Regions from separate parts of the Homo sapiens genome. Here all the other regions are linked to region 1. The links are chromatin loops, found by intact Hi-C in ENCODE. Cell type or tissue: mammary epithelial cell. All regions are shown on one strand.

Evidence for each region. Peaks named below come from ENCODE experiments on the same cell type or tissue, not always from the same donor. Only the 100,000 strongest peaks of a DNase experiment are listed, where the experiment ranks them.
Region 2: a loop joins it to region 1, with 4 times the contacts of the local background. A loop is called at or near these places in 20 of 110 quality-filtered maps.
Region 3: a loop joins it to region 1, with 8 times the contacts of the local background. A loop is called at or near these places in 8 of 110 quality-filtered maps.

The regions. Positions count from the first base shown.
Region 1 is chr4:11,425,688-11,433,687 of GRCh38, reverse strand. It overlaps HS3ST1 (heparan sulfate-glucosamine 3-sulfotransferase 1), which reads left to right and starts at 4,794. Exons shown (of 2, transcript NM_005114.4): 1 at 4,794-4,989. RefSeq lists a silencer at 4,649-4,828 and an enhancer at 4,919-5,138. In mammary epithelial cell, CTCF peaks have their summits at 4,650 and 5,686; a DNase peak (open chromatin) is centred at 4,677; H3K4me3 peaks cover 4,072 bases; H3K27ac peaks cover 4,417 bases.
Region 2 is chr4:10,546,338-10,554,337 of GRCh38, reverse strand. All of the region lies in intron 8 of CLNK (cytokine dependent hematopoietic cell linker), which reads left to right. Among named protein-coding and RNA genes, the nearest start is that of ZNF518B, 93 kb to the right of the region's middle. In mammary epithelial cell, a CTCF peak has its summit at 4,491 (motif pointing right); no DNase peak of the experiment used is centred here.
Region 3 is chr4:12,628,983-12,636,982 of GRCh38, reverse strand. No RefSeq gene overlaps it. Among named protein-coding and RNA genes, the nearest start is that of LINC02270, 410 kb to the right of the region's middle. RefSeq lists an enhancer at 3,620-3,679. In mammary epithelial cell, a CTCF peak has its summit at 3,724 (motif pointing right); a DNase peak (open chromatin) is centred at 3,752.

The DNA.
Region 1 (8,000 bases):
ACTTTTTTTTTTCTGAAGAGTGTGAGGTTCCCAGTATCCTTGAATAAGGCCTAAAAGAGCAAATCATTAAGACCGACTCATCAAAAGATCAGCCAGCTTTGGTCCCAAAATCTAAAATCAAAGAGAGTGCCACAATTTTCCATCGCCCTGAAGGTATTCCAGCACTCAGCAGGGGCCAGTAATTTGAACAAGGGGACCACTTCAAGCCTGCAATACTGCAATTTTTCTAACACTGATGTGTGTAATTTTGGCCACAGTTTAACACAGGATAACAAATAAAAGCAATATTCTATTTGTCTATAGTTGTTTACATAACACCATAGACTATAAGCTTTTTTATGAAATTGTATTTACTGTGCATACTTTACCTAAATTAACTAAGCATTCCTCCTCTGCAATATCATCTGCACAGGGCTAAATTCTCCATTAGAAGTCTTAGGCACACTGCCCAGAGCTTATGGTACCTTGAGGGCTTCCCAAAAATGATTTAATTTCTTCTAAAAATCAGAAAAAGATAAACTTTTAGATTAAAGAAGATATTTAAATAAAGAAGAAAATATACTCACCTTTATACTAATGTAATCATAAGATATAATTTTAACTTGGCAAGGCAGGGAGCAGGATTCATAAAGGAAAACATCATAAAAGTCATAACTGGACCTCATAACCACATATGCCAAGATGTGTCAAATTTGGTGTCATAAAGTAGATAATCTTAAAAATCCTGTTTTCAGAAAAGAATCACTCAATTTGTCATAGATGGATGGATTGTTGTTACATACACAGAGACAAAATTGGGCGTTGGGACGGGATGGTTGGGGAGGCATGAGATGGGTGAGCTGAGTTGGAAGGAACAACAATCCTCCATGTTTTATGGCTGTGACCCTCATTTCCCCTCTCACTAGCGGACTGCTCTAGCTAATTAGCAAATCAAAAGAAATAGAAACAATTCTAGACCTCAGCACAATCAAATTAGTGGAGTTATTCGAGGATATCATTTTCACACAGTGCAATCATGCTCTCTTTGTTTTGGTCAAACGAGTGAAAATTATCTTTCAAACCCAACGCCCTTCCCTCTACCCAACTGGCTCTGTGGATAGTGGCATTTCCTATCTGCTCTCATAAGTTTTACAGATGATCTTTTTCTATTAAGACAGGAATGTGCAATGCACAATTAAACAATACCCAACAAGCTTCCCTTTTAAAAATACATTTGACTTTTAAGGTGATTCAGCAGTAAGAGCCATTAGTACCTCATCTAAATCAGGACTTGGAAAGTTTATTAAAATTGGATTTTTAACCTGATCCCAATTTCCTTTGTGGATAAAGAGTCCCACTGGAGTCTTTAATATTCATGCTATTAACCTGAAAGATTCAAACAGCCATGATGGGAAGAAAGGCTATACAGGGCTGCCCACTAGACTGGGGGTTACAAATAAAACCCCATTGAGTCTGAGCAGGTAGACTACTGTGGATTCTGGACATCTTCAAAAGAAGCAACTTCTCTCTTTTTCTCTCTCTCCCCTTTTCCTGACCTCCCGTCTCCTATTACATATTTTGTGGGAAAGAGAAAAACCAGAAAAATAGCAAACATAAGCATATTACTTAATTACATAGAGCACTAGACTAGGAGTCTAGTTTTTACTGGAAGGGTAGCTTCCTCCTCTAGTGCTCTAATGAAATCCCTCAATTATAAAATAGGGAAGTCTGGGCTAATAATCTCTAATATTGGTTGAGAAGATGCACTTTGGAGTCAGGTGAGAACTCTTTGAATATCAGCCCTACCACTTATTAGTATGTCACCTTGAACGAGTCACTAAACTCTCCTAAACCTCCGTTTCCCCATTTGTAAAATGAACAAAAGGTGCAGCTCCTATGATTCATTTTGCATAGTACCTGGCACTATAAGCCTTAGATACACTTTAGCTGGTATTATTACTGATTATTGCCCAAACTCATAGGTCAGTTGCTTTTGTTTCTATTTCATGCCTTTTCACTCCTTGAGCCTTTATCTTCTTTAGAACAGTTTACAACTGTGTTAACTCATGTCTGTGCGTGTCTGTAAAGGTAGGCTAGGAGTGTTTGCCTTGTTTTTCCTTGAGATAAGATTTTATGCTCTCTTAGGGCAATGGAGATATCTTATTTTTTCATCTCTCTCTTAGTAACTGGCATAGTGTTGTACACATACTAGGTGCTCAATAAAGACTTCGAGATCTTAAAATATTAGCAGTACAGAGATCTTCCACTAAAACCCTCTCATTTTTCAGTTGTTGGAACTGATAAAAAGAGTCTTGGGCCACACAACTGACTGACAGACACTTTTGCAGTCAACTACTACTGTGTCTCCTAACAGCCTCTATTCTCATGCCCACGGCTTTGAAAGGGAAACATGTTTGACTTAAACCCTGACTCCTTGAGGGAAGTTCCATTTACAAAGTTTTTTTTTTTTTTTTTTAAGAGCATAGTATGTTTCAGATACCATGCAGGATTGTAGGATTCTGGGATTCAGATACCATGGAGGATTCATCATTAAATCACGATACCCAAGCTCAAGGCGTTTATAATCTATTAGAGAAGACAGATCCCTAAATAGATGTTTCAATAATGTGATTGTGTTGTCATAGGAGAGCTAAGCTCTGGCACTACATGAGCTTCTGGATAAGAAACCTAACTCATGACCAGAAGACTTCAGGGAGAGCTATTTAGGAGCAGTGGCAAATGCCTGGACATACACATAAAACTAAGTAAGAACAAAATAGCCAGTTGGTGTTTTTATTTATCTGAATGTAAGAACATAGATTATCGATCAATGAACAATTGCTCAGATTTAAAAAGAAATGAGGAAAACTAAAATGTTAGTCCTCAAATTCCTGTCACTTCCCACATGTGCCCTGCAGTCATTTCCTGCAAATGGAAACTTCCAACAAAATCTCTGGGCTGGAGACCTGGGGTTCCAGTTTCTTTCAAGGTCTTGTGGTAGGGAACTAAGTGGGTGAGTAACCTGCCTTTGGCTTCCAGGGTGCAAACAGAATCATTGCTAACCCCCTTTGTGTCTCACAATGGGTAATGAAATTCATACTATGGCACCAAAGCACTTTGAGCTCTTTAGAAAAAGTAATCATACCAACTTAGAGCATTAAAACCACCCCGTATTTTGAAGGACTCATGATCTGCACTGTGCTTGGCTGCTGGTGGAAGCTTAAAGACACCAGTAATTGGCAGAACTTTATCTTAGACTTCCATTTGACCCTCACAACCTCACACATGATTTTACACAGCTTCCTATAATGGGGGAGAAAAGCCCTTCTTTTAAATCTAATGTTAGTTTAAATGCTAAGGCTTTCAAAGTGGGCCTTTAAAGTCACTTTTTAGAATTTGTATTTTTTTTTAACCTAAAATAGACATGCCAACATTATTCTGACTAAAAGAAGTAGACAAGGTCATTCAACTCCTAAAAGCTTATTTTCCAAAAGCACAGTTAGGTCTCAGCTTTCAGGGTGCTTCTGGCTGTATCAAAAAGACAGAATATACTGGTCACTGTGTTGTTTTCTGAAAGTGCCGAGGGTAATCTGTGTATGAGTTAAAGGGCCAATTTCCTATAGGAACCTTCTCTTAGATGGGATTTTTTTTTAATTAAACAATGTTGGTGAAATATATTTAAACGTAAATCACAAATTCGAAGTCTTCCAAATATTTATTTACTAATGTGGAAGACATGGAAACTACAGTAATCTCATTTAAAGGAAGTTACTTTGATGTGCATTTGCTTTTGGCGGGGTATGATTGCTGACCTGCCTTTGAGGGCAACTTCCTTTGGCTCAGGTAAGCAGGCAAACCCGTTTCTCCAAGGCGATTCCAACCCCACGCCCCTCAAAACCTTAAATCTTAAATTGAGTTATTGGGTGCAGGTCCTTTCTCCCACAGAACCTCCCAGCTTCCGGAATAGAGGAGCGGGGCAGAAATATCCTGCTTTTTATTTCAGAGCTGACGTTTGCAATCCTAGTGCACTAGCGGAAAAAAAAAAAAAAAAAAAAAAAAAAAAAAGCTGAATTTTCCGCGCTCTCCTGGCAAATTGGCGTCCGCTCTCCGACGCTAAACCAAAGGAAAAGGAGTGTTCAATGGCGACAGGGCGCTCTTTGAAGCCGGCTCCTCACGCGGATTCTGGCCCAGGCCGCCGCTCCGGTCCCAGTCCGGCTGCAGAGCGAATTGGAGAGGATGGCACCTCCTGCTTCCCGGGGGGCGGAAGGAGCGCCAGCGCCTAAGGTGGGTCACCTGCCAGGAAGGGAATACGCATGGTGCAGACTCACGTGGGAGGAGCACAGGTCCCGGGTACAAGTGCCGAGCTGGCGACTTAGAGAAGAGGTAGACTCGGGCTCAGACCAAGCAGGCGTAAGGGAGTAGACGGGACGTCCCGTGTTTGCAGTGACGGCGGAGTCACCCATCCCAGCAGCCTCACCTTCTTGGAGCGCTGGTCCCTCCCCTTGGACTGAAACCCCAGGGGCCACCGCACCGGGTGGGCGGGACCGACTACTACCCGACCAGCCGCTGGAGCTGCGTGCCAGGCGGGGCTGTGCGGAGCAGCTGAGCGCAGAGCGGAGCACCAGGCACCTAGCGGGCCGGACTCTGGGCGGCACCCGAGCGGGCCGGGCAGCAGTGGGCGCTCGCGATCCTCCTCTGCCCAACGCGCTCTCCCTCCGGGCCCGGCCTCCTCCGTCCCCTCCTTTTGCTCCCGCTCCTCCTCCCGCTCCTCCCCCTCCTCGGGATTGAGCACCAAAACGCCCGCCTGCAAGGTCCTCTGCGCCCTGGCAGCCAGGAGTCGCCGCCACGACAGCCGGGTCTCAGTGGGTGCCTGCGCCTTCTCCCCGCCCGCCTGCCCCGGGCCATCCAGAAACTTGCTCTACCCGCCGCGGGTGCTCGGCAGTGCTGCCCATGGCCCAGCCTAGGAGCCTATTTAGGGCGCCGGACGGGCTGGACAGAGGCGCGGCTCAGGTGAGTGCGGCGCGCGCGGGGTGGGAGAGTGGCAGGACGCAGGTGTAGAGGGCTCCGAGGTGCCTTTGTCTGGCGTTCTGGACTTCGGGCAAGTGCAGAACCTAAGAAGAATCGAGGCTGGAGCAGGTGGAGTGGATGCAGAGGGAACCAGGAAGCAAAGGCTGGGGATTTTCCCATCCTCCTCACCTCCTGCCCTAGCACCTCTGCTCTGGAAGTCCCGAGGGACCGGTTGATCTGTAAGGACAGGGACCCAGATTTCTGACTCTTACTGGGTTGGATGTTTTCCCCCCCTGCAGAGTCGTGAGGTTCGCTCCTGCCGGCCGCTTCGCGACCGCAGCTTCACCATAGGACCCTGTAGGGCAGCGAGAGCGCAGCACTCAACGGATCCTGGGTACCACCTGGGGCCAGAAACTGGGGCGAGGACACAGCCCGCAAAAGTAACTCGGCTGAGGGAGCCTTTGGGGGTGGAGAAGCCTTGGTCGGGTTTGCCTTTGCATTTGGTTGGAGATAGGCATCTCCCAAAGAGAGAGATTGAGGTGACAGCCCTGACAATAAACCTCTCATCCCTAATGCCAATTACATGAGGGTCTTGATTTTTTTCTTGTTACTTTTTACTGATTTTTTTCCCCCTTCGTGGTTTTCTATTTCCGGGCCCTTGGGTAGTGGCAGCGGATGGAGGTGAGGGATGGCGGGGTGCGAACCCGCGGTTGGAACGCCTAGACCCCAGCTCCCAGGAAGGGTCTTATTCGCGGAGCTTGACCTCTCCAGGTGCGCTCTACCAGCCAGGGGGCGGACGGCGCGCTGCTCCTCCTTCTAGCCCCAGCCTGTCCCAGGAAGCGGAGGACAGACCCAGAACGTAGGCGGATGATGGGAAGAAGAAGCTGGAGCCAAAGCCGGGTGCCGGCGCGGGATGGGGTGTGCTGGGCTCTGCAGTTATAGGTCTATAACTCTGCAGTTATAGGCGCTATAGGTCTTCCATCTCTTTCCCTCCCCTGGGAGCCAGCGATTCCTCGCACACTCAGGGCGCTCTCTTGGGCCAAGGGTTGCATCCTCCCTCTTCCTCCTCCTTTGCAGATCCAGTGGTACCCTTGCCTCGCCTTGCGCGAGTCTCGCTCCTCCCTTTCCCACAATGTTATCATGAGCTATTTTTATCTACAACTTGTGCCAAGATGCTTTTGGGGGGATTCTAGGGAGGCCACTCCAAATCCACTGTCTTTGCGCTGCGCTCCGAGAAACAGTCTCCTGTTAGCATGGAGCAGCCTCAAGGAGTGGCGGGGAGGGTGGCCGAGAACGGAAGGAGCCAGTCCGCCCTCTTCTCCTCCCTCAGCCCTAGCCCCGGAGGGAAACCCCGCCACCACCAGCTCGGCTGCGCCTCCCGCCAGTAGCCCCGGAAGAGGGTCCCCAGACGAGTCCCCACGCTCCCGCTTTCAGGCGCTGGGTGCTTGGACACTGCTGAGGCAGCAGCCTGGCACAGGCAGGATCCTTCATTCCCACCCGTGCGTTCTCGCTTTGCAGGCAAATCTCATTTTATTTTGTTGAAATGCTTCCACCCAAGGGTTAATTCCAGGAATTCCATCTTTAAAAAAAAAAGAAAAAAAAAGGAGGGAGAAATAACCCAACTTCTGCCTCCCTGCATTTCTAAAGCAAAGCGCATCCTTTGACGTTCGGATTTTTTTCTTGCTTTCTGCATTCCTGGTAATATTGGGTAACACTGGGTGCAATTAGAATAAGCCTTACCTACTGAAATTCCAGGAGACGCGCGCTCCGCTGCAAATCCCTGCCTTACCCTTCCCGTTGTACATCCAGCGCTTAGATTTTCCCCCACAGGATTGCAGAAATAACATATTGAAATGGACCATTGTGTTACATAAGGTTTTCTCCAGCGCTAAGCAGAGAAAGAACAGCTTCTAAAAGAGTCTTTCCAGGTTTTGGTTAGCCCATCTAACTCTTTCAGCTGAGTTTGACAGGGATGGACAACTTCATGACTAAGCACTCTTAAGTGGAAGCAGTTAATTACAACAGCAGCATAGATGAAGATTCCTTAGTGAGGCTTATTAAGCTGTGCTTCTAGACTGTGGATCCTCTGTGATGCCACAGGGTATACAATGCTCTGTAGTTTTAAGATAGGAGATTTTTGTTCTGAGAAGCTGGTGAGAAATTGGCATCTTGAGATGGCATCGGAAAAAGCAAAGGGTTCTTTACTTTCCTGTGGTTATGTCTAGAATGAAGCCTCAAGCCCCCCCCCTGGGTCCCCCTAAAAGTTGGAGCATGTACTTTTCTTATTAAAATAAGAAATTATTTTACTGGAAAAATCTTGTGAGGGTTGGGGGGGGGGCCTCTGAAGGGAAAAGCCACATGGAAGCTTCTCTTGCCTTGAATTGAAACTCGATGGTGACTAGGAAGGGGCTAGAAAGATGGCCTGGGTGGTGTAAATTGCTTCACTCATGCACACTGCCTTTCTGAGAACATAGCAGCTACCCACAATGGCATATCCCCACCGTGGTTGCTAAATCATGTCTGTCTATGGGGGCTAAAGTTTGGAGGAAGGCACAGTAAGATGTATCTGGTGTCCTGATGAAATTGAGCCTGTAGGCTGGGTCAGTGCTCAGGCACCAGGTTTCCGGGCCTGCATCTAAGCCTGGGTCCCTGTGTTAGAGACAGTTGTTGCAGGAGAGTGGTAACTTTTTAGCAGCTTCCAGGGAAATGCAGTAACTTTCCAGCTAGTGCTGGAAAATATCAGGGCTATTCCCAGTTTTTTTCCCCTCAACCTGGCTACTTGACCTGGTGCTTTCAATTGAGGCTGCTCTTTTCTTATGGCAGAAGGCAGGAGAGTGCTAGCTGGATTTAAAGCCAACTTCTTGCCCCATGACCTTGGGCAACAATTTCTCCCTCCCTGACCCTAAATTTCTTCCTCTGCAAAACAGTGATGAAAAGATTATTATAAGAAAGTGAGAAAATGTATATGAAATGCATCTTGCCGATTGGAGAACACTTGTGCAATTGTAAAGGGT
Region 2 (8,000 bases), 880 kb after region 1:
AATGTACAAGAACTGCCTTTTACATAAGCAAAGTACGGCCTTCCCCATGAAACCATTTCAAAATGACTTGAAATACACGCATAATGAAAAGCACTTTTTCTTTTCCTTGTAATGTTGGGGTGTTCACTGGAATCAACCATCCCAGTTTGCTCTGGATGGAGGGGTTCTTCAGAAGCAGGACATTCTAAATTAAAAACAGAGACATCTGGGGTAAACTGGGACTAGCGGCCTCTATACCTGCATGTCTTACATGCAAGCCAGCAGAATGGAAGAGTTATTTTGTTAAGTTTTAAAATAGCAGAATCTCCACGATCCAGCCCCTCCTTGTAACTAAGGCACAGCATCCCTTACAGATAATTGAGTGGCCCAAGAGCCTCACCACCTTCCCAGGAAGCACACCCTACCTTTAAGCAGCCCCAGCTCTTTACTTTCAGCTAAGTATAAGGAACAGCAATGTCTTCCTACAACTTCCTCCCATTGGTCCTTGCTGTAAGACACAATGAATGAAGCTCTAAGTAGCTCAAAGTACAGTTATCTGAAACTAATTGTGTGAGATGTTGAGAATCATATTAAATAAAAGAGAAGGCCAAGCGCGGTGGCTCACGCCTGTAATCCCAGCATTTCGGGAGGTCGAGGCAGGCGGATCACGTGAGGTTAGGAGCTTCAGACCAGCCCGGCCAACGTGGTGACACCCTGTCTCTACTAAAAATATAAAAAAATTAGCTGGGCGTGATGGTGTCCACATGTAGTCCCAGCTACGGGGGAGGCTGAGGCAGGAGAATTGCTTGAGCCTGGGAGGCGGAGGTTGCAGCGAGCCAAGATTGCGCCACTGCACTCCAGCCTGGGTGACAGAGCAAGACTCTGTATCAGAAAAAAAAAATAAAATAAAAAAATAAATAAATGGGAAACTCTGGATGCAGTAACCTTGAGAAACACTGAGTTAAACAAAAATAAACAGATCTTTTTACTGACCAAGTTTTTAAGAGCATTGTGGATCTCCAAGAGGGGGATATGGCACGGAGCATTTGTAACTTAAGTGTCCATGGAACCTGCTTTTTCTGGGATCACATTCTTTGGCCCATGCTCCTTAGAACACATTTTAGAAAAACCTAGATCGACTCATATATTAGTTTCAATTCTGGGTTCACAGTACATTTCCTATTCTGAGTAGTTTATCGGGTGTTATAAATGATCCATTGTTTGGGGCGGATATTCCTTAATCTATGAAAGCCACATCTACAGACAGCTTGTGAACGTAAATGCTTCCGCCCCTGCATGCCCCCCCCTCCTCTTCCTGCCAGTCCCTGGGGGAGCGATGAACAGTGATAAGTTTGCCCTCTCTCTTTTCTACTTAGTTTTTCTAATTCCATATCCTACATCACAATGTGAAGAAAAGGCCATTAATAATAAACATGAAATTGGTATAGTAAAAGCTGCTTGTATGGAAGGGACAGAGAAGATTATAATGCAGGATGAAAATGGGTACACATGTAACCGCCCGAGGGGTTCTTCCTGCCCACTGCATAAAGAGAGACCAGGGCACTGCCGTAGAGAAAGAGTTTAATAGACACGAGGCTGGCCACACCACGTGGGAGATGTTCATACACAAATCGTCTCATTCAAAGCTCATAGGTCAGCGGTTTCCAAAGGCAGTTTGGGGGAAGGGATGGGAGGGCAGGTAACAGGTGCTTGCTGCTGATTGATTGGGGTGGAGATGAAATTATAGGGGTTTGAAGCTGTCTTCAAGCAGATGAGTTACTTCTGGGTGAGGCTACAGGAGAGAGGTTGGCACTAAGGTGGAGGCATTGGGTTTAGGTGGAACCATGGGTGTCAGACACGCATGCAAAAAACTGGGAAAGATATCTCCAAAGGCCGATCTACAATAGTGGTGTTATCTGCAGGAATAACTGGGGAAGTTGCATGTCTTATAACCTTGGCAATAGTGGCTGACAATCGTTTATGTCTGCGCCTTAGCTGGACTCAGGCTGTTCTTGTCCCCCCAGCCTGATGGCTTCCCATTAGCTTTACAAAAGTGGTTGAGTTTGGGGCAAGTCCTATTATCATTTAAACTATAGCCTGAATGTGTTCCAAAGGTAGCTTTGCCCAATAGCCCAGGAGTAATTAAGGAAAAGATAAGATGGGGAGTGAGTTAGCTTGGCTTACTATTAATATTATAATTCTCGGCCGGGCGTGGTGGCTCACACCTGTAATCCCAACACTTTGGGAGGCTGAGGTGGGCAGATCAGGAGGTCAGGAGATCGAGACCATCCTGGCTAACACGGTGAAACTCCATCTCTACTAAAAAATAAAAAAGCACAAAAAATTAGCCCAGCGTTCTGACGCGCACCTGTAATCCCAGCTACTTGGGAGGATGAGGCAAGAGAATTGCTTGAACCTGGGAGGCAGAGGTTGCAGTGAGACGACATCATGCCCCTACACTCCAGCCTGGACGACAGAGTGAGACTCAGTCTCAAAAAAAAAAAAAAAAATTACAATTCTCTCACTGATATAATCTTTGCAAAGGCAGTTTTACATAGAGGGGAAATATAGCTTATTTCATCATAATTCAACCAATAATATTTAGTACCTCCTATGTGCTCAACACTAGGGCTGGCTATTTAGTTGTTCAATAAGCCCGTAAGCCCCATAATAAGCTCTCTGAACAGAACATTATACTTATGTTTTATTTCTGATTGTATTTCATAGTTATTTCTGATTGTATTTCATAGTGTTATTGCATGATTGTATTTCATAGTTAAAGGGTATTACAGGAGGGGGTGGTGGCTCATGCCTGTAACCCCAGCACTTTTGGAGGCTGAGGCCAGTGGATCACTTGAGCCCAGGAGTTTCGAGACAACTCAGGAGCCTGGGCAACATGGTAAAACCCCAACTCTACTAAAAAAAAATATATATATATACAAAAAAATTAGCCGGGCATGGTGGTGCACACCTGTAATCCCAGCTACTTGGGAGACTGAGGCAGGAAAATCGCTGGAACCAAGGAGGCAGAGGTTGCAGTGAGCCAAGACCACACCACTGCACTCCAGCGTGGGCAACGGAGCGAGACTTGGTCTCAAAAAAAGTGGGGGGGTGGTCTTGCATATATTTACCACAAATTGAACAGTAGCTAAGTGAAAAACAAATACAGAAGTCCTCCTTATCCTCAGTTTCACTTTCCACAGTTTCAGTTACCCATGCTCAACCAAGGTCTGAAAATATCAAGTGGAAAATTCCAGAAATACATAATTCATAAATGTTAACTCGCATGCTGTTTCTGAGCGGCACGATGAAATCCTGAGCAGTCTCACTCGAATCATTTCTTTGTCCAGTGTTTCTGTTGCGCTGTGTCCATTATCCACCGGTTAATTGCTGAGCAGTCATCTCGCCCACCAGATTCGCTGCGTGGAATCTCAGTGCTTAGGTTCAAGTCACCCTTATTTTACCTAATAATGGTCCAAAAGCGCAAGAGCAGTGATGCTGACAGTTCTGATTTGCCAAAGAGAAGATGTAAAGTGATTCCTTTAAGTGAAAAGGTGGAAGTTCTCAACTTGAAAAGGAAAGAAAAAATATTGTATGCTGAGGTTACTGGGATCGACAATAAAAATGAATCTTCTATCCGTGAAATTGGGAAGAAGGAAAAAAAAGTGTGCTTGTTTTGCTGTCACATATCACCTTTATCATAGGTCTGTATATTTAGGAAAAGCATAGGATATATAGGGTTTATTACTATCCTCAGTTTCAGACATCCATCGTGAGTCTTGGAACATTTTGCCTTAGGATAAGTGGAGGGCTGCTGTAACTTAAGTGTATGTTTATGTAATTTTTTATTTATTTATTTTTTTTGAGACAGAGTCTCCCTGTGCCGCCCAGGCTGGAGTGCAGTGGCGCGATCTTGGCTCACTGCAAGCTCCGCCTCCCGGGTTCACACCATTCTCCTGCCTCAGCCTCCCGAGTAGCTGGGACTACAGGCGCCCGCCACCACGCCCGGCTAATTGTGTTGTATTTTTTAGTAGAGACAGGGTTTCACCATGTTAGCCAGGATGGTCTCGATCTCCCGACCTCGTCATCCGCCCGCCTCGGCCTCCCAAAGTGCTGGGATTACAGGCTTGAGCCACCGCGCCTGGCCTATGTAATGTATTTTTAATAATGGCTGTATGTAAAGCCAGTTCACAGAATTTCTGAAAGTTTAACAACCATCCATTGCAAGCTGGCAGCAGCCACTCCAAAGAACAATCCCTTAACTCTTTTTCCTTCTTCAAGAGGTCTTACTTTAACCCTCCCAGAACACGGTGATATTGACAATGTCTTCATGGTTTCACCATAATAAGTTGTGGTGGAAACAGTCAAACCAAGGTCCATCGGATTCTGCAACCATGCTATGCCCACCTCAGTACATTACCTACCCAAAAGCAGTAACTTTGTGAGATCTGTCCTGAGACTGCAAAGCCAATGAGTCTCTGGGCAAATGGTGCTAATTACACGTTATGACCACCAGGTGGAGAGCATGCCTGGCTTCTCCAAGAGAAAACTGGAGATGGGAAAGACTTTGAACAACTGTTTGGGTCCTCTTGTTTGACAGAGAACTTTTCCTAGCATTTTAGAATATTTGTGTACTTCATTAGGGAGGTAAATTCCCGTTTTCCCTCTAATTTTTCATACTATAATAATAGTAGTAACTGCAGCTGTGCATTAAGAACCATGCCTTGAAGTGCATCAATTCATTTATTCCACACATGAATTTCCATGAAGTATAAATAAGCACTCCTTACTTCTCCAGATGGGGAAATTCATTCACTCCTCAATCCATTTGTTTATTTCATAAACATTCATTAAGCACGTGCCATGATCCTGCCCATAGTATGAACAGGATCAAGATTCAATCTTAACAAATTCAGTTCCAAAGCTCACCCTCCTTTAAATATCACAAATACTTGATTTATTATTGCTTTATTAAATAAGGCCCCCAAATTTTAAGAAGCTTTCTGGAATTTATCTGAATTACCATCAAAGCTGTATAATGGTAGACAAGTTACTTTGCTTGTTCAATCCAGTTTTTTTCACCTGCAAAGTTCCTTAAGTTCACCTTAACCTCTTACTTTGAAGGATTTTGGTTAGCTAAGCAATGATTAAGTGAAGCTCATGGTATCAGCACTTGCCAGTCGGCATATTTGATGCGGCTGAAATCCCCGTGGATTTTTGTAACTATTGCCGATATTATACTACACAAAAATCTTAAAAGGGAGGGAGGAATACTAAGTGAGGCTAGAAAAAATAATCCTACATTATAATGAAGACACAGGACACATGGACAGTGTATCATAAAGATTCACCCTGAGTAACACAAAAGACCCTGAGTGGCCAAGGCAATCTTGAGTAAAAGGAACAAGGCTGGAGCCATCACACTTCCTGATTTCAAATTACATGACAGGGCTGTCGTGGTCAGTGGTACACCAAACATGCACACAAGTAAGGCAGAGTGCAGAGCCCAGAAATAAATGCATGCATTGATTAAACTAATTTTTGATGAAGGCATCAGGAATACACAATGGAGACAAGATGGTCTCTTCAAATAGTGGAGAGACTAGATATTAATGTGCAGAAGAACAGGGCAGGACCTGTTCCTCTGCACAGGGCAGGACCACGTTCCTCACACCATGCAAGGAAATCAATTTGGGGTGGATTAAATCAACTTGGGGTATACCCAAAACTACAGAACTCCTAGAAGAAAACATAGGGAAAAGATCCTTGGCATTGTATCTTGCCAATGACTTTTTGGGTATGAGACCAAAAGGACAGGCAGCAAAAGCACAAATAAACAAGTAGGGCTACATCAAACTAAAAAGCTTCTCCACAGCAAAGGAAAGAATCAACGGAGTAGAAAGGCAAACTACAAAATGGGAGAAAATATTTGCAAACTATATACCTGATAAGGGTTAATGTTCAATATAGACAAGGAACTGATACAACTGAAGAGCTAAAAAATGAGTGACCTTATTGGAAGATGTCCAAAGGATCTGGGTGGACATTTCTCCAGGGAGGAAATACAGGTAGCCAACACATATATAGGAAGTGGTTCTCAGCATCACTGGTCATGAAGGAAATGCAACTCAGAGCCACAGTGAAATATCACCTCACACCTCTTAGGATGACTATTACTTAAAAAACACACACAAAAAACAAAAGATGGCAAGTGTTGGCAAGAATATGGAGAAAAGCGATCCCTTGCACACAGTTGGTGAGAATGTAAATTGGTACAGCCATTATTGAAAACAGAATGGAGTTTCCTCTAAAAAATTAAAAATAGACATACCTTATGGTTCACGAATCCAACTTTTGAGTATATACCCAAAGAATTGAAAACAGGATCTTGAAGAGCTCTCAGCACTCTGTTCATGGCAGCATTATTCACAGTAGCCAAGATATGGAAACAGCATAAGGGTCCATAGACAGATGAATGGATCAAAAAATTGTGGTATATACACACAATGGAGTATTTTTCAGCCTTAAGGGGAAGGAAATTTTTCCATTTATGACAATACTGATGGACTTGGAGGGCATTATGTTGGGCCAAAACAAGTCAGACGCAGAAAAATGATGCTGTAGAATCTCACTTACTTGTGGAACCTAACACAGTCAAACTCATAGAAGCAAAGAGTAGAATGGTGGCTGCCAGGAGCAAGGAGGAGGGAGACATAGGAAGGTGATGCTTAAAGGGGACAAAGTTTCAGTTATGGTGCACAAATAAATTCTGGAGACCCACTCTACCACATAGTGCCTACAGCTGATGACACTGTACTGTGTACTTAAAGTTTGCTAAGAGGATAGATATTATGCTAAGTGTTCTTACCAAAAAAAGAAAATAAAATAAAGTAACAATAACAAAAAGGGCAGGAGTCAACTTTGGTAAGTGACAGATATGTTTATGGCCTTGACGGTGGTGTTGATTTCATGGATATGTACTTATCCCCAAATTCAATCTTAATGTGTACAGTAAATATGTAAAGCTCTTCTATGTCAGTGATACCTTAATGAGGTGGTTTAAAAAAGATTCACCACAGTTAAGGCAAAGTTTTTGCGCCATTGTACAAGACCCCATGTGATCTGGGCACTCTCCCACCTCTGCCATCACCTATCTGGGCTTACCTCCTCCTCGTGCTCATCCCACCTGCTATAATTCAAGTGTCCCTTCCAAATCTCATGTTGAAACTTTGTCCCCAATATAGCAGTATTGACAGGTGAGGCATAAAGGGGTAATTGGATCATGAGTGCTCTGCCCTCATGGATGAATTAGTCCATTAATGGATTAATGGGTTAATGGGTTAATAGATGAATGGATTGTCATGGAAGGGGAACTGGTGGCTTTATAAGAAAAGACACCTGAGCCAGCATACTCAGTCGCCTTACCATCTGATCCCCTGCACTGCCTCAGGACTCTGCAGTAAGTCCCCTTCAGCAAGAAGGCTCTCACCAGATGCATCCCCTAAACCTTGGTTTTCTTAGCCTCCACAACTGAAAGAAATAAATTCCTTTTGCATATAAATCATCACCTAGTTTCCATTATTCTGTCTTAAGCAACAAAAAAAAACAGACTAACACAGAAAATTGGTGTCAAGAAGTGGAGTGTTGCTGATAATGAATACCTGAAAATGTGGAAAGCAGCTTTGGAACTGAGTAATGGGCAAAAGTAGAAGAATTTGTAGGAGCAGGATAGAAAATGTTTAAATTCTGGCGAAAGCTTAGAAGACAAGAAGGCTAAGTAAAGTTTGGAACTTCTTAGTGATTAGATAGGTGGTTGTGACAAGAATGCTGATAGAAATATAGACAGTAAAGGCCATTCTGATGAGGTTTGAGGTAGAACTGAGGAGCAAGATATTGAAAACTGGAATAAAGACCATTCTTGTTATAAATTGGCAAAGAACTTGAATGAATTGTCTCTATGCCTGAGGGTTTTGAGGAAGGCCAAACTTGAGAGTGATAAACTAGGATATCTAGCAGAAGAA
Region 3 (8,000 bases), 1.2 Mb before region 1:
ACTGAAAAAGACATTTTTCAAAGGGATTTTACAAAATACCACAAATGCATGTTTCTGAAATTAAAAAATATTTTGTATAGTGTGCCACATGACCCCATCCCTGGGTATACACCTGAGGAATTCAGTGGAATCTTCAAAAAAAGAGCATGTCAGTGTATTCCAGTTCCATAGAGGTACACTGAGTCTTGAAAAACTTAGGCAAACTGATTATTGGTGACAAGGCTGATATGGCAGCAATAGCACTGAAAATTAGCTTTCCTGATAACTTGGGCATTCTTCTTTGCTAGAGCAGTTTTCTGCTCTTCCCTTTACTCTTTCTTATTTATTTCACTTTATTTATTTTTAGTTAGTTGCACATGGGACTTTGTCACCTCAAAGAGATGTGAACAGAGTTTTAGACGGTGACATCATTGTAGAGCTCAGATGTGTTCATTGCTATAAGCAGAAAGCTTCTGGCAGGCTGCAGTTTAATGAGGCAATCTCAAAGCCGCTTAGACCATTGTTTGCCTTTTGCCTTTGTTTGCAAATTCAGCACAAATTCATGAAATCCGCCAGAAAATGACAAGACTCTAGCAAAATTACTCATAACTCAAGGGACTGGGTGAAACCAAACTGTCATTGCCGCTTTCTCTGGCAGTTTGAGACAGCCAACGAGACAGGCACCTGCATGGTGTTTACAAGGTCAGGATAACAGCAACTTGGTGTGGACACCATACTCAGCAATTGTACCTTTGAGACCCAGGATCCTGGATTCCACAGAAGTTATTGAAAAATCTCTGCTGCCCAGAAAATTACCTCTAAAAGTCACTTTCTGAAAATTGCCCTGGAAAATAGGGTCTCAATGAAAGTGAAGATTAGCGCTAAGTTTCCAAATTAAAAAAAAAAAAAAAGCTAGCCTATTTTTTCTTAGACATATAGCAAATTACAACAGGAAGGGAGGAAGGGAGGAAAGAAGGAAGGAAGGAAGGAAGGAAGGAAGGAAGGAAGGAAAGAAGGGTATTAAGTAGTTAAAAAGAGAACAGAACTCTATAAGGGGGCCTCTAAGACCTCACATGATTTGGTCCCCTCCTTCCACTTCAACCTCATCTTGTTCTGCTCCACCTGCTTCCACTGTGCCCCAAGCACACTGAACTCTACCATTCCCTTCAGCAATAAACATCTCAACATTTCAGAGCTTTGCAGTTTCACTTCCTTAATCTAGAAATCTTCTTCCAGCAATGCCAGGAAGGATACCTTCTCATCCTTTTTATCAATTCTCCGTAAAGGACTTTATTGATGACTTCATCTAAAATATTCCACTCTCAACCCAATCTCAGTATTTGGTGTGTTTCCTTCATAACTCTAGTTATAGCCTATAATTAAGCTGTTTCCTTAAAAGTAGTAACTAATAAATACTGGCATTTACTATTTATATATGCCTGATACTATTTAATGTAATGAAACTTAGTTATCACAGCAACTTTAAGACATAGAGACTATTGCTATCCCCTTTTAGCATATGGCAGAAAATTGAGGCATAAAGAGGTTAAGTAACTTGTCCACAGTCACATGGTTAGGAAGTGGTGGGCCCAGAACTCAAACCCCAGCCCTCTTGCTAGGTACCTTGCTGTCCTGTCTCTCCTGCTTTGTGTCCTGTCTCCCTACCCAAGAAGGGATGTTCCCAAGGACAGAAACCTCTCCTGATTTCACTATTGCATCTCTAGCACGTGGAACAGTGTGCGGCACATACTCTGTGCTCATATATTTGTTGAAAAATTGAATTGAAGAAAAAGGGAACATTTCAGAAGAAGAAACATGAGGGGTTAGGTCTGCAAACACACACACATGAAAAGACAAAAACAAACAAACAAAAACCTACAAAAGACTCATATAACAGATACGAGGGATAAAACCTTTCTTCTATATTCCTGGTTGTAATTCTGGGCTTTGTGCTTACCTGACTCATGCTTTATTTTTCTCAGTGTTATAAATATTGTAGTTCATGGCAAACACCTAGCAGGATACAGCAGAACTTCAGTATATGGCAGTAACTGTGATGAAGAAGGAGAGGAAGAGGGAAGAATGACAAAAAAAAAAATACAGAGAGAAATACAAAGCTGGTTCATTTTTGGGAGACTATACATGCATAAAAGTCTTGTTTTTTTAAACTATGAACTGCTATATAAACCTTACCTAGACTTTCCCTTAACTCTTGGGTAGTGTGGTTTATTAGAAGAAGATGCCTTTTAAAGTCAAATATTCTTAAACTTTTATCTTTGCATCTTAACCAGTGGTGTGCTGGCGTATGTTTAACAACCAGGCAGGCACAGGGACTTCTTTGCAGCAATTGCTCATTGACATGCTGTAAATAATTCTACTGTGGCTGACTTCAAGCTGCCAACATGACATTACTGAATGAAGAGTTGCCTCCTATAAGCCAGTGTGAGCTCATTCCAGTGCAACCCTGTACCTTCCACAGCGTGACCTTGCAGAAATAATCTCTCTGAGACTCGGTTTCATGGTCCATAAAAGGGATCTGCCAATAAGTGTCTTCTAGGGCTGGACCTGTTGGGCAGATTAAATGTGAAAATTCACAGAAATGCCAAGCACAGTGCCTGCCACACAGCTGTGCCCCATAAGCATTGCTTCCTTATTTTTAAAGATAATTAAGTTTAAACATCCAAAAAATTTCTTCAAGTTTGTGTTGGTGGGGGAGAGGTTGGGAGAGAAACTAGGTCTCTTAGGCAAAACAATATTAATCTTACTTTTCCACTTTCTTTTATATTCTCTCTCTTACAATGATTTTATCTAAACATTTTTTTTCTTGGTTCTCATTTTGTCTGACTTAAGCTAGATGGTCAATCTCCAAAAGAACAAAATAAATGAGAAGTAATAACTGTGGCCTTGCTGTCATGTTTACTTTCTAAATGGAATGAATCTTTCAGAACATTTTGCCTAATAAAATGACATAGATGGGGACCTGAAGCTGAACTCACAAGATCCTTAACATACAGATTTAAGGATTTTAATAAAAAATATTAATCTCTTGATTTATTGCAGAAGTTTTAAAACAACCAACTGAACACATATGCTTAGATATATGTACACACACATACATTATAGTCTAATGTAGATAATGTTTACTGTGAACCTGCTGTGGGGCAGACACTGTGCTCAACATGTATACATACATATATATCTATGTTAGACTACAGTTTTTCTCCATAAATTTATATGTAATTTAGAACAAGGTGACTCGAAAATAATTAGTTTTTGATTGATTTACTTATTCATTTATTTATTCATTCCCTTAAGCACTCATGCATCAAATCTTTGTAGAATACCTGCCATGTGTCAAACCCTGCTCTAGGCAAGAGCGTATACATAGATGAATTATATGGGTCCCCTGCACCGCGTGAGTTAGTTGGCTCCTGGGGAAGGCAGACGTATACAGAGATAATCACAAAGTGAAGGAGGACAAAGCACCATGATGATAATAAAAGTGGAAGACACACAAAGCTCTTCATTTTCAATTTTGTAAAGTAAGAATTACACAGAGGAAAGTGTGAAGGGAAGTGTCACCTGTTATCTATTAATGGTTATAATTATTTGATTATATTTTTACATTGAATGATAATTCAACATAGGACAGTCTCTTCGAGATCACATCGCTGAGTATCATCCCCCAAGGCTTCTTAAATTCAAGGTCTACTGGCACCTATGCGGCAATACACATTGTGGCCTGTAGATGGCAGGCGTCGCTCACTGTTTCGATGGATCTCATCCACACCTGACGGATGATGCAGCCTTAAGCTTTGGGCCAGAGTCGTCTCGCAGGTCTGCCTACCGCTGCTCCACAAGTGCAGAGCTACATATTTATTTACTTCGTTCATCTTAAAATCTTGTGATGTAACACATTTTTCATGTCAGAGATTTTTAATGTTCCTGAACATTTTGTGAGCAGAACTTAATGCTTGTGGGAAGGGCTTCAACTTGAATGACTTTTGATGTTTGGATGTAAATAAAGAATTATTTAAGAAAAAAAAAAAGTCGATATTGTAGAATAATCAAGTAAATTAAAAATAGAGGGCACTAACCCTACGTATAAATGTGCCTGCTAAGCATAGACGCTATTTGCAATACCCCACCACTTCCTTCTCCGAGATCATGGCAATGTTAGCACCTTGGCCCCAGGGCTAGAATTATTTCATCTAAGCAAGAATCTATTGGCTTCCGACTATGTGCAAGACGCTGCATTGGGTGATAAGGGGATATATAGTTGAATAAGCATAAAACCTGGCCTTATAGGACTTATAATTCGGGGGAGACAGCTAACAACAATGCAGAAATTCTAGCAAGTCGCTGTGAGAGTGGAGTTGTGGAGGATATTACACCCAATAATGGGTAGAATAATTGTGGAGAAAATGAAATTAGAGTCAGCTGTGGGGTTACCCAGAGAAACTTCACAGGCAGTTTTGAGGAGAAGGCACCTCAAATATTTTGATCAGTTTAGGCAAAACTATATTTTAAAAGCCCCCTGGAAATATAAATTGCATACCTGTTTTTCTTTTTAAATTTGTGTCCACTTCTTGTAACACATAATTACATGTGATAATAAATGGACTCTGATTTTAGATTTCACAGCCAACAAATCTATATAATCCCCAAATAAATGAGTCTATGTCCTCTGTGCAATTTACTGTGTATCTTGAAATAATTGTGTATTTATATCACATTAAAATAAACCTAATTGGCAACTTTATAATTTTAACATATGCTAATCATTTTTAAAATTGCAAAGTTCAGAAAAATTTAGACACTAATGAAAATAACCTGTAATCTCAACTTCCCAATAAAGCTATGCCTAATATTTCTGTGTTAAACAAAATCTTAATGATTACATAAGAATTCTAATAGCAAAATGTTTATATTTATAAAAATCTAGTAAAATCAGACTAAACTTATTGATGCTTAAAGCTAGTCATGAGCATAATGACATTTTCCTGCCTTGTTAAGAATTGTAAAATCAATGAAAACGATTTACATTTTAAAACTGGAAAAAAAAAACTAGTCTCCGCTTTCGCCTTTAACAGATTTGAGTTTAAACCCCAGCTAAATTGAGCTTTTTATTGCGTAGTAATTTCTCTTTCTGAGGTCCTATTTCCTGTTTTGTAAAATGGAGTTACAATGTCTATCCTTGGTTGTGAGGTTTAAGAAAAGTCATGTGCTAGACCTGGCACATGGCAGGTGCTTAGCTGATATAACTTTTCCCCAACTCTTTATGTCAAGGAAGTTCCTTTTCTCTCTCCTGTTGAGAATCCCTGAGAAGCTTTTAAACAACACCCTAGTCCAGGATTCCTTAGCTGAAGGGCTACGGACCTTTGGGTTCTGATAAATCTTCGTTATGGGAACTATAGGGTGTTTGACAGCATCTGTGTTCCCTATTCAATAGATGCCAGTGGCAACTCCCGTATCTGTGGCAACTTCCCTATTTTTGGCAACCAAAAATGTTTTCAATCATGGCCAAAATCATCTCCCCGGGGCAAAATCTCCTCTGCATGAGAACCACTGCCCTAGTTCTTAACGAATGCCCAAGAAATCGATATCGCTGGATGGGAAAGACTTCTTTCCAGTGTGCCCATGCTGTACACCACAGACTGCACAGCTGCAAGTCTGGTTGACTTGCAGGCACTGCTACCCTTTCCTGCCTTTGCAGTTATCACCTTGGTTCTGGGAAGTCCTGGACACAGCAGCTCGTGTCTTAGCATCTTTTTTTTCCCCAAACATCTTATGGAGTCTATGACACTCTGTTTTGCCGTAAGTCCATTATCTGATTTGCCTTGAGTGAATGCTTCCCTCACTGTATCACAGCCTCCCTAACTGCATGGCTGCCAGATCTGCTCAAACAGTCTTCTGCCTTGGTCTTGCTTAGTAGTCTGGTTTCCCACCGGCATATTGCCCTCATCCCCAGGTCACTTGGCTGAGGCTGGGGCATCTTTCCTAGTTTGCAGTAATCACCCAGGAACCTGGACCGAAGATCCGTATATCCTCAGTGGCTGACACAGAACACGATCCTTGAGAAAAAGGGTCATGTTTTAATATATCGTGGTGGATATCTCTACAAGACAATGGGAATGAAGTAGAATTGGAATTTAAGTTAAACCTCACTATTTATACTTGTCCTTTTATTTTCTGTCTTGATTATTTTTATCTGCCATTTTATGATTTTACAGAGTATACATGATTGTGGTTTATTTTATCTTCATTTTTGTAGCTGTTTTCATGCATCCTTGGCAGTTCTACCATGTTTTTGACTATAAGAGCTCCTGCTGCATATGAAGGCAAGAGGCTCTGCAAAACTTCTAGTGAATATTCATCTCTTCTTTGCAGTGCTATGATTATCATGCTTGGCTGGACTTTTAGCTAAAAACTGACCTCAAGACTTAACTCATTGGTACCCCAAATTATAAACATCGTCTCAGTACCCACCAATTCTATTGGGGTATCCTAGGGTTTCAAATTCACTGCAATTAGAGCCAAAATGCTTACCCCTCTATCTACTGAACTTCTAGAATGGCCTCCACTCCAGGCAAACTCTAGCCATATCAAATCCCTTTCTCTAGGTTTTTTTCTAGATTCTATCTTTATTTTTTCTCCCATGAGTTCTAGGTCAGAATGTTAGTCAAGATTTCTCAAAAATTAGAATCTTAGGCAATGGCTTGCATCACCTAGTTTATCTGAGGAAGTAATTCCAAAGAAAAGAATGGGAAAATAGGTAAAATGAAACAAGGAAGAAAGCACAGAATATCTTAAAGGTGTTATTGGGATTGTCACTGGCACAGACCTCTTGAGCTAAACCCTACTTGCAAACTTTTGAGCCATGAGTCATGTAGAATGCTCCTTGAACTTTTCCACATGAAGGACAGGAGAGGGCTGGATTTATCCACTGGCTCCAATCTCCCATTGGACAAGAATTGTCCCATAGAGTATTGACATGGTTCGGCTCTGTGTCCCCACCCAAATCTCATGTTGAATTGTGATCCGCAGTGTTGGAGGATGGGCCTGGTGGGAAGTGATTAAGTCACGTGTGCGGCCTCCCTGCTTGCTGTTCTCATGATAGAGTTCTCAGGAGATATGATTGTTTGAAAGTGTGTATCGCCTCCCTCTTCACTCTCTCCCTCCACTGCTGGTCATGTGAAGAAGTGCGTTCCTCTTCATCATCTTCCACCATGATCATAAGTTTCCTGAGGCCTCCCCTGAAGTAGAAGCCTGTATAACCCACAGAACCTGAGCCAATTAAACCTCTTTTCTTTATAAATTACCCAGTTTCAGTTATGTCTTTATAGCAGTGTGGGAATGGACTAATACAAGTATTAACTCCATCATAATTCCATATTTGGCTATATGTCAAAATGGCTTAACTCATTGTCACAAGTGACTCATGTGGCAGCATGAGATGTTTGGTGCAACAGAGGGGTCATACCATAAGATTCTACCTACTTGCAACTGATTGCACTAGCAATGGCTGGAGCAGAAATATGAGTGGAGAGCATACGAGCAGGGCACAACTATCTCATATACCTGGCAGGTCCAAATTTCTTCAGGCCATGAGGTCATGGGCCTGGGTAAGAGCCAGAGTATGTTACCAGCGCCAAAACTCTTGTATTAGTGATACTGGTTGCTAGATTGCTGGGTAACTATAGAGTTGTGGCTTCATCTGATAAGCAGTAACTCAAGAAAATGTATTATCCAGATAAAGTCAAAATTATTGAAGAAAGACGAAGTCTCAAGATGACCTCAAATGTGCCTATTTTTGTTCAAGATTCAGGTTATAATAAGCCCATGTTCCCACATTAGTTTTGCAATCTTTTGTGTTTTATTTAATCTCAGTTCATGTTGAACTGGAAGGTGAAAGGGCCTTCTTCCAGTTAAAAATAGTAAACTCCTATATGGTGGGTGGTAACATTATCAAAAGAGAAAGGTTAAATCATTTTGCTACCATTATCTTCACCTTCTGTCAT